Regions from separate parts of the Homo sapiens genome. Here region 1 is linked to region 2. A link is a contact called in ENCODE Hi-C data. All regions are on one chromosome and are shown on one strand. Each heading gives the region's core, a stretch centred on a gene start or an enhancer-like site at or near the end of the contact. The rest is flanking DNA. Distances are from core to core; before and after follow the strand shown.

Region 1 (4,610 bases), core at 1,508-4,007, 610 kb before region 2:
GAGCCCTGTGGTTGAGGCCTTCTCAGAGTTTCTGCTCCTTTCCCATCCCCATGGCAACCAAACTCTGTCCTGGAATCTGTGCTGGGTCTTGGGTGTAAAAGAGCCCCTCCGGCCAGTCATAGTGGTTTATGCCTATAATTCCAGCACTTTGGGAGGCTGAGGTGTGAGGATTGCTTGAGGCCAGGAGTTCAAGACCAGCCTGAGCAACATAGCAAGAGTCCCTCCTCCAGACTCACACGTCTCCACTGTATATTGGTGCAGAATCCTAGGCCCAGAAGGTTTTCCTACCCCTGTTTTCCCAGGAGAAGTCAGCTTTTGCTTTGACTCTTATCCCAGAAGCAGTGGATCTTTGCCCTTGCCAGTGTAGAATGAGAGTTTCCTACTGTTTCCCAAAGGCAGCCAGACTCTGCTTCTACACCTGTGGCTCTGGGGTGGAAACTGTTTGCTGCCATTCTTCTAGCTGCTTGATGCTTTTACTTGATGAAAGAGGAGTCTTTGGAAGTGAGTCCCCACCCACTTCTTGGCTACACCCTGGCGTAGGGTTGCCTGCATCATCTTGAATGCCTGCACCATCAAGCATGGGGCTCTTGCCCTATCCCCATTTTTTCTCATGAGCACCTAGTGGAGGCCCATGGAAAAGGGCTTGTAGTGACAAACTCCCCTTCTCTCTGGGGCTCCCAGTCATTCTAAACTGATACGCGCCGGGTGCAGTGTCTCACGCCTGTAATCCCAGCACCTTGGGAGGCTGAGGCAGGCAGATCACTTGAGGTCAGGAGTCTTGAGACCAGCCTGGCCAACATGGTGAAACCCTGTTTCTACTAAAAATACAAAAATTAGCCAGGCATGGTGGTGCAGGCCTGTAATCCCAGCTACTTGGGAGGCTGAGGCATGAGAATGACTAGAACCTGGGAGGAGGAGGTTGCAGTGAGCCAAGATTGCACCACTGCATTCCAGCCTGGGTGACAGAGCAAGACTCTGTCTCAAAAATAAATTAATAAATAAACTGAATGCTAATCCATACTTAGTCTTCGGGAATCCAAGACATTTGAGTTCCTTCCTTTTTACCAACACCGGTGGTGGCCACTTCCTTCTGTTCTCTGCCAAAGACAGGACCCCCCTCATGGTATCCAAGCTGTGCAGTCACACAGTGCCCTGTGCTCAGAAGTTCCCCATATTTTTCACTGGGTCCTATAAATCTGTAAATGATGTAGCCAGTCCTGGGCAAAGGTAAAATAGCCCCTGTTCCCTATTTCTTCTCACGGGGGATAGTTACTCTTTGGAATTCAGTTCATTTCATTGCCTTGCGACCTCAGCTCTCTGACGAGTTCAAGAAAAGGTATGATTTGTAGATTATACGTCTTTTTCTCACCGTTTGGATGGGAGTTCTGTTCTTTTTTTTTTTTTTTTTTTTTTTTTGAGGTGGAGTCTTGCTCTGTCACCCAGGCTGGAGTGCAGTGGCACGATCTCAGCTCACTGCAAGCTCCGCCTCCCGGGTTCATGCCATTCTCCTGCCTCAGCCTCCCAAGTAGCTTGGACTACAGGCGCCCGCCACCATGCCCAGCTAATTTTTTATATTTTTAGTAGAGACGGGGTTTCACCGTGTTAGCCGGGATGGTCTCGATCTCCTGACCTTGTGATCCACCTGCCTCGGCCTCCCAAAGTGCTGGGATTACAGGCGTGAGCCACTGCACCCGGCCTGAGGAGTTCTGTTCTTTATTCATCTGCATCCTAAGCAAAAACAGCCTCTTTCTGTTAGAAATTATTTGAGGCCTCAAAGGGAGGTAACAGTGCTATGTTGTCTGCAGATTCCCTGCCAGGGATAAGTTGGTGATGGACAAGTGATTATCCCTGGGTGGTGTGACTCTTTTTTCTACTTTTTATTTGATTATATTATCCCAAATTACTTTTACAATGAGCAATCCCTGCTTGATTAAAAACAACTAGAGCATCAAACTTTGAAGCATCCCTTTTAAACTTTTTTTTGTTTTGTTTTGTTTTGTTTTTTAGTGACAGTGAAATGATCCCTCAGAGTTCCTTCCCTAGACTCACTGGAGAAAACAGCATATCCAGGGGCACAAAGTGATATTATACAGAAGGCACAGACAACAAATTAACAGAACTCTGCTGCTCTAGGACATAGCTCCTTCAATTCCTGGCCTTTGGATCAGGTGACAGAAGGGCCACTCTCTAAATATCTCCTTCCAGTACCATCATTTCTGCACTGGCTAGTAAGGACCAAATGTGGCCCCTGTTCCTTTCCTCCCATTCTGCTTTTGGGTAGTGGCTGCTTCCTGCTGAGACAGCATGTTTTTGGGCACTCCCTCTGGGAACATGGCATAAGAGGGAGTCAGAAGCCTTCCTCTCATCTCTGCCTCCAAGTCTATCACCTTAGACAAGTCGCTGATCCTCTCCAAGCCTCAGTTTTTTTTTTCATCTAAAAAATAAAGGTAAGCACGATAACCACCCCCACTGGGTTTTTTTTAAGGAGGACCAAATGTGATGATGTTTTAAAAAAGTATTTTACAAGCTGTAAAGAACCCTCATTATTCATCTTGGTAAGCAACTTATACCTGGGAGTAGAATGGGGTAGGGGACAGATGGAAATGGGTCCTCACGTTCACTTTCAGAGCTCATATTTTGGAGCAAAACTTGGAGATAATAGTATCTGACTCTTCTCTTGTCTTTTAACCACCACTCCCCTACACCCTGGTGAAACCTCAGTGTGTGGGTGTGGTTGCAGGGGCAGGCTATCTCTGTGGTCACAATACTCAGGGGGCCTCCTTCCTTCCTGCTACCTTCTCCCTGGCTGAGTGGGCATGTGTGTTGGGGAGAGCTTCTACTACCATCAAATAGAACCTATTAAGTACCTGGCAAGTGTTTCTCTGCTAGCTGGACACTAATCCTTTTCTGCAAGGGAGGGACCCCTTAATAGCCATCACTAGGACATCTTCTCTGCCCTTGCCAACGCAGCTGCTGCTTCATGATCTCCCTGGAACAGGAGGGAACTTCCCCCCCAAACAGAAGGTGTGCCCCATTACAAGGCCACAGAAATAAACTCCCTCTGCAGCTTCTCAACTAAATGGGGACTCCCAGATGGTAAGGCCCAAGTTCCAGGAGAAGCACAGCCAGGTTATCCCATGACAGGGAGCTGTCCACTACTGGCTGGTGGGCGATAGGGCACATCTGAAAAGGTGATTCTCTTTGACTAACTGCTCTTCATGGCATACAGCCTAGCAACTTGACCATTGATATTTCCTTTTTTCCTAGCATGGCTTTCTTTTATTTTATTAATTTATTTCAAAATTATATGTATCTGAACACCTGTGAACACATCTGTCAACCCAAGATCTAATTTTTTTTTTTTTGAGACAGGGTTTCACTGGTACCAAGGGGAGTGGCACAATCACGGCTCACTGCAACCTTGACCTCTTCAGGTTCAGGTGATCCTCCCACCTCAAGTAGCTATAGCTGGGACTATAGGTGCACCTGTAACAGGTGCACCAAGCTCAACTAATTTTTTAAATTTTTATTATTTTTGTAGAGACGAGGTCTCCCTGTGTTGCCCAGGCTGGTCTCAAACTCCTGGGCTCAAGTGATCTACCAGCCTTGGCCTCCCAAATGCTGGGATTACAGGCATGAGCCACTGCACCTGGCCTAAAATATCAACAATAACTTACATTTACCTGTGTGCTTCCCTTTACCCCTTTACTTCCATTTTGTCCTAATAATTTTCTTCCTTTAAAAAATAGTTAAATTAGTGTTATCCTTAATTAATGTTTAATTAATGTTAAATTATATTTGATTAACGTAATGCTTAATAAATGTTTAGTTTTAGTTGTTTTTAAACTTGTTAGAGGGCCAGCCACAGAGGCTCACACCTATAATCCCAGCACTTTTGGGGGCCAAGGTGGGAGGATCGCTTGAGCCCAGGAGTTAGAGACTAGCCTGGGCAACATGGCAAGAACCCATCTTTACAAAAAAATACAAAAATTAGCTGGGCATGGTGGCATGTGCCTGCTGTCCCAGCTGCTCAGAAGGCTGAGGCGGGAGGATCACTTGAGCCTGGGAAGTGGAGGTTGCAGTGAGCCGAGGTTGTACCACTTCACTCCAGCCTGGGTGACAGAGTTAGACCCTGTCTCAAAAAATAAATAAATGAAGAACACTTGATAGAAAGGTATTATGTTATAGGTAGTCTATATATAATTATATTGTAAGAACAGTGTAGCATGTAGTTATAGTTCATTGCTTTAATTGTGTAATATTCTACAGTGTGAATATTTCAATTTGCTTATTCATTTACCTGTCAGTGGACATTTGGGATGTTTCTGGTTTGATTTTGTTTGTTTTTGCTGATATCTACAGAGCTCCTAAGGGTATTCTAATAGATATATCTTGATGCACACATTGGGTCATAGAGAATGTGAATATTCAATTTTATAATATAGTTAATATAGTCAATAATAGTCAATAATAATAATAAAATGTATCAATCTGTTCTCTTTTTGGTTGGTACTTTTTTGTACCTAATTTAAGAATTCTTCCCCTCTTTTTAAATATTTTTTAGCGACAGGTCTTGTTCTCTTACTCAGGCTTCAGTGCAGTGGCTCAAT
Region 2 (4,549 bases), core at 1,884-4,383:
GTGTTAGCTACTACTATTATTATTATATTAAAGAATATATTTATCCTGGCTAACACGGTGAAACCCTGTCTCTACTAAAAATACAAAAAATTAGCGGGGTGTGGTGGCGGGCGCCTGTAGTCCCAGCTATTTGGAAGGCTGAGGCAGGAGAATGGTGTGAACCCGGGAGGCGGAGTTTGCAGCAAGCCAAGATCGAGCCACTGCAATCCAGCCTGGGCAACAGAACAAGACTCCATCTCAAAAACAAACAAACAAACAAACAAACAACAACAAAAAAGAATATATTTCAAGGAAGAAGAGAAAAAAATGGTAGCCATAAGGAGATGTGAATTTAGGGAGGCTTTTTAAAGGCTTCTCTCCCCATTATACCAAAAAAAGAAAGAACTTCCTTCTTGCCAAACGCTGCCGACATGATGTTCAAGCACTTCCTGGAGGTTTGCCAGGTGGCCTATGTCTCCTTTGGACCTTATGCTGGAAAGCTGGTCGCAGTTGTAGATGTTACTGATGAAAACAGGGCTCTGGCTGATGGACTTTGCACTCAGGTAATGGGACAGGCCGTGTCTTTCAAATGCATGCAGCTCACTGACTTCATCCTCAAGTTCCCACATAGCACCCACCAAAGGTATGTCCAACAAGCCTGGCAGCAGGTAGACCTCAATGCAAAATGGGCAGCCACACTAAGCCAAGAAGATTGAAGCCAAAGAGAGGAAAGCCAAGATGACAGATTTTGATTGTTTTAAAGCCATGAAGGCAAAGAAAATGAGGAAAAGAATAATTAAGAATGAAGTTAGAGGCTCACGCCTGTAATCCCAGCACTTTGGGAGTCCAAGGCAGGCAGATCACCTGAGGTCAGGAGTTTGAGACCAACCTGGCCAACATGGTGAAACCCTGTCTCTACTAAAAATACAAAAATTTGCTGGGCGTGGTGGCGCGTGCCTGTAATCCCAGCTACTTGGGAGACTGAGGCAGGAGAATCACTTGAACCCAGGAGGCAGAGGTTGCAGTGAGCCGAGATTGTGCCATTGCACTTCAGCCTGGGCGACAAGAGCGAGACTCTGTCTCAAAAAACAAACAAACAAAAAATGAGTTTAGGAAGCTTCGAAAGGCAGCTCTCCTGAAAGCTTCTACCAGAAAAGCACCTGCTGCTAAAGTCCCAGCAAAAAAGATGATCACTGCGGGCAAGAAGGCTCCAGCCCGGAAGATTCCTGCCCAGAAAGCCACAGGCCAGAAGGCAGCACTTCTTCAGAAAGCTCAGAAGGGTCAAAAAGTGTTGGCCCAGGGAGCACCTTCTCCAAAAGTGTCTGGCAAGGAAGCATAAGAGGCTACTACTAAAGTAATAAAGGCTCTTTTTGACATGTTAAAAAACAGGGAAAAAACGCTTTAAAAATTTCATCAAAGAAATACACGCAAATGGTTCAAAAAAGCAACAGTCCCGAGCCACCCTGAAGAGGCAAGCACTTTGAACTGCTTCTGTGTTGTAGTAACCTCCAGATCACTAATTCACCTCCTGGCCTAACTATTTCTTGATTTATCCGCCTTAGACATTCTCTATTAACTTCCTGATATGCTGGATGAGAATTTAGTTCACTTACACTCCTCTCGTTCCCCTCTCCTCCAAAGTGGTTGCATCACCATTCTCAATCTCTCCACTGGCCCTCTTTGCAACCTACTTAAGCTCCCTTCTTCGTTCTATTAATCATGGATAGTGTCTCTTGACTCCCTACTTCTACGATAAGGACATTAGTAGTCTATTCTTCCTCTCAAGAGGGAAGGTTTGTTTTGGTATGGTTTGGTTTGGTTTATTTTGTTCTAAAATGTGGAGATTCTTAAATAGGCCTCATGGGAAGGAATCAATGGCAGTAAATAATTGAAGATAGATGACAAAACAGTTGTTGGCATGAGATCCCCGAAGAGGCATAAGAGGACGAGGTAGAGCCCAGTGTGTGACATCTCCACAGCAGCACTACAATTTCCAGCACACATCTAGGAGTCTTCTGGGACCTACGGAACTCCTTTGTATCCTGGATCCAATCAGCTGTACAATTTCATAGATTTGCTTCTTCAATTTATCTCTTTCTATTCCCTTCTCTCCTGCTCGTGGCTTTAGCTCAGGCTTTCATTGTTTCTGACTTGGACAACAGGCTTCTTTTTTTTTTTTTTTTAAGTGAAGGCAAGTTTATTAGGAAAGTAAAGGAATAAAAGAATGGCTACTCCATAGGCAGAGCAGCTGACAAAAGACTTCTTTTTTTTTTTTTTTTTTTTTTTTTGAGACGGAGTCTTCCTCCAGCCCAGGCTGGAATGCAATGGCATGATCTTGGCTCACTGCAACCTTTGCCTTCTGGGTTCAAGTGATTCTCCTGCCTCAGCCTCCCAAGTAGCTGGGATTACAGACGCCCGCCACCTCAACCACAGACGCCTGCCACCTCACCCCGCTAATTTTTGTATTTTTAGTAGAGACGGGGTTCCACCATGTTGGCCAGGATGGTCTTGAACTCCTGACCTCAGGTGATCCGCCCGCCTTGGCCTCCCAAAGTGCTGGGATTACAGGTGTGAGCCATCATGCCCAGCCAATAAAAGACTTCTAACTGATCTCTTTCTCTACCCATTCTTCCCTCTCAAGTCTCTTACACTGATGCTGGGTTAATCTCTTACAGCAGAACTCTCATCATCCTACTCCCTTGTTCAACCTCCGCAGGCTGGCTTTCGAGGCCTTCCATAATGAGGTCCCAGCCCAGCATGGGATAATAAAGGTTCAATCTGGGAAGAGTGAGGCAGACGTCAGGGGCAAATGGAGAGTGTTCTTCACGCATAAACGCAGTTCCTCAGGCGCACCTGTTTTAACAAGAGCTTCGGGGCCAAAGGAGGTAGTGAAAAGGCATCCAAATGTGTCTACTGCAAAGTCAAATAGCCATAGCATGGGCTCTGGTTCAGAAATTCTCCTAATATTTCCTTTGGAAACTTACAAAGAAGAAATACAAAAAGCCAATAAACATATTTAAAAGTTCAACATCACTGATCTAGAAAGGCAGCCATGAGTGTGTCCCATTTTGTAAAGGGCTTCCTCTGCATCTGCTCTTAAATCAGTCACTAGACATCTTAGCTGGCAGCTGCCTTCCCCTCCTTCTCTGATCTGAGTCATTTGGGAACTAGATATGCCTGGCTTAGCGCACTAACTGTGGAGAGCATGTGAGGTATGTACCTCTGTGTCACAGAAACTCTAACACCGAGCAAGATTATTTTTAGAGGTGACCTTCTAGGTTCCACGGAAAAGTAAACAGACAGATGCACATGATTTCCTCTGAGAGACTCACAGTAAACAAACCAGCACACATGCACTCGCTATTATCCTGCGTCAGGTGAAAAGCTTTATTGAAAGCTGGAAATCAACCAGGATGAAGAGGGGGTAACTGAGTGAAAGATCACAGCATCCAGCTACTCAATCAGAAAGCTGCAGGTGGAACAACTTTTCCATTCTAAATTCTTGGAAAACATGTTGTTTTCAATAAATTTTCAATAGTTCCCCATGAAAATATTTGTAAAATGTATTACTTAATTTCTTGCCTTTCATTTTGTATTATTCTTTTTGTTGTTACGTTTGTTATTTTTCTTGTGTAATGTGTTTATTACTTTTAAATGAACATTTAACAAAACAGAAAAGTCTCCATAATCCTGCCCCTTGTTAATAGTTTGTTGGCCACCGGGGTGGCTCACACCTGTCATCCCAGTACTTTGAGAGGCTGAGGCAGAGGGATTGTTTGAGTCCAGGGGTTCGAGACCAGCCTGGGCAACATGGTAAAACCCCATCTCTACTAAAAATGCAAAAATTAGCCAGGCATGATAGCATTCACCTGTAATCCCAGCTACTCAGGAGACTCAGATGGGAGGATTGCTTGAGCCCAGGAGGTAAGAGGTTGCAGTGAGCTAAGATCGTACCACTGCACTCCAGCCTGGGCAACAAAGCCAGACCCTTTCTCAAAAAAAAAAAAGAAAAAGAAAAAGAAAAAAAATTATTGTATATGTCTCCAGATATTGTATACAAATACTCATATCTATATATCAACAAAATAAAAGATACAGTCTTACAACTTTCTTTTGTCATGTAGCAGTATATGTTGGGCAGCTTTTCATATTGGTATATATAGGTCTCACTCTATGTTGGATGTTTAGGTCATTTCCAGTGTTTCACTCTTACAAATAACGCAGAAGTAAGCATCTTTGAAAGATATCTTTGGGCACTTGCAATTGTCCAGCAAAAACTTGGACAACTTCTGGGAGTAAGAATTCTGGATCAAAATATTTACATATTTTAAAAGTTTTAATGTAGTTACTGCCAAATTGCTTTCCACCTGTCTCCCGAGACATATAAGAATAAATTTATTTCCCATGAAGACTTAGCACCTGACACAGTGCCTGGCACACAAGAGCTGTTTATTAATTGCTGTTTAGGTTAAATCATCATAAATATTCGTTATTGTTCTGGTTATGAAAACGATGCCTCTGACATGATTGAAATGCTTACCCTGTCTGCCTCACTCCTAATTGTCCCAGA

Evidence for each region. A loop is a pair of places that touch in the nucleus more often than their neighbours do. Pooled maps may share reads with other maps.
Region 1: a loop to region 2 is called in a pooled map, with 4 times the contacts of the local background. The contact joins two enhancer-like sites. A Hi-C loop is called at or near these places in 6 of 37 single-sample maps with no recorded cell type and 4 of 50 pooled maps.

The regions. Positions count from the first base shown.
Region 1 is chr2:62,312,183-62,316,792 of GRCh38, reverse strand. No RefSeq gene overlaps it. Among named protein-coding and RNA genes, the nearest start is that of MIR5192, 110 kb to the right of the region's middle. RefSeq lists enhancers at 2,880-2,979, 3,040-3,089. Within about 2 kb of position 2,757, at least 5 of the 41 ENCODE cell types and tissues checked have a DNase peak (open chromatin) inside an H3K27ac peak, as active enhancers do.
Region 2 is chr2:61,706,840-61,711,388 of GRCh38, reverse strand. It overlaps the pseudogene LOC647077. Among named protein-coding and RNA genes, the nearest start is that of FAM161A, 140 kb to the left of the region's middle. Within about 2 kb of position 3,133, at least 8 of the 41 ENCODE cell types and tissues checked have a DNase peak (open chromatin) inside an H3K27ac peak, as active enhancers do.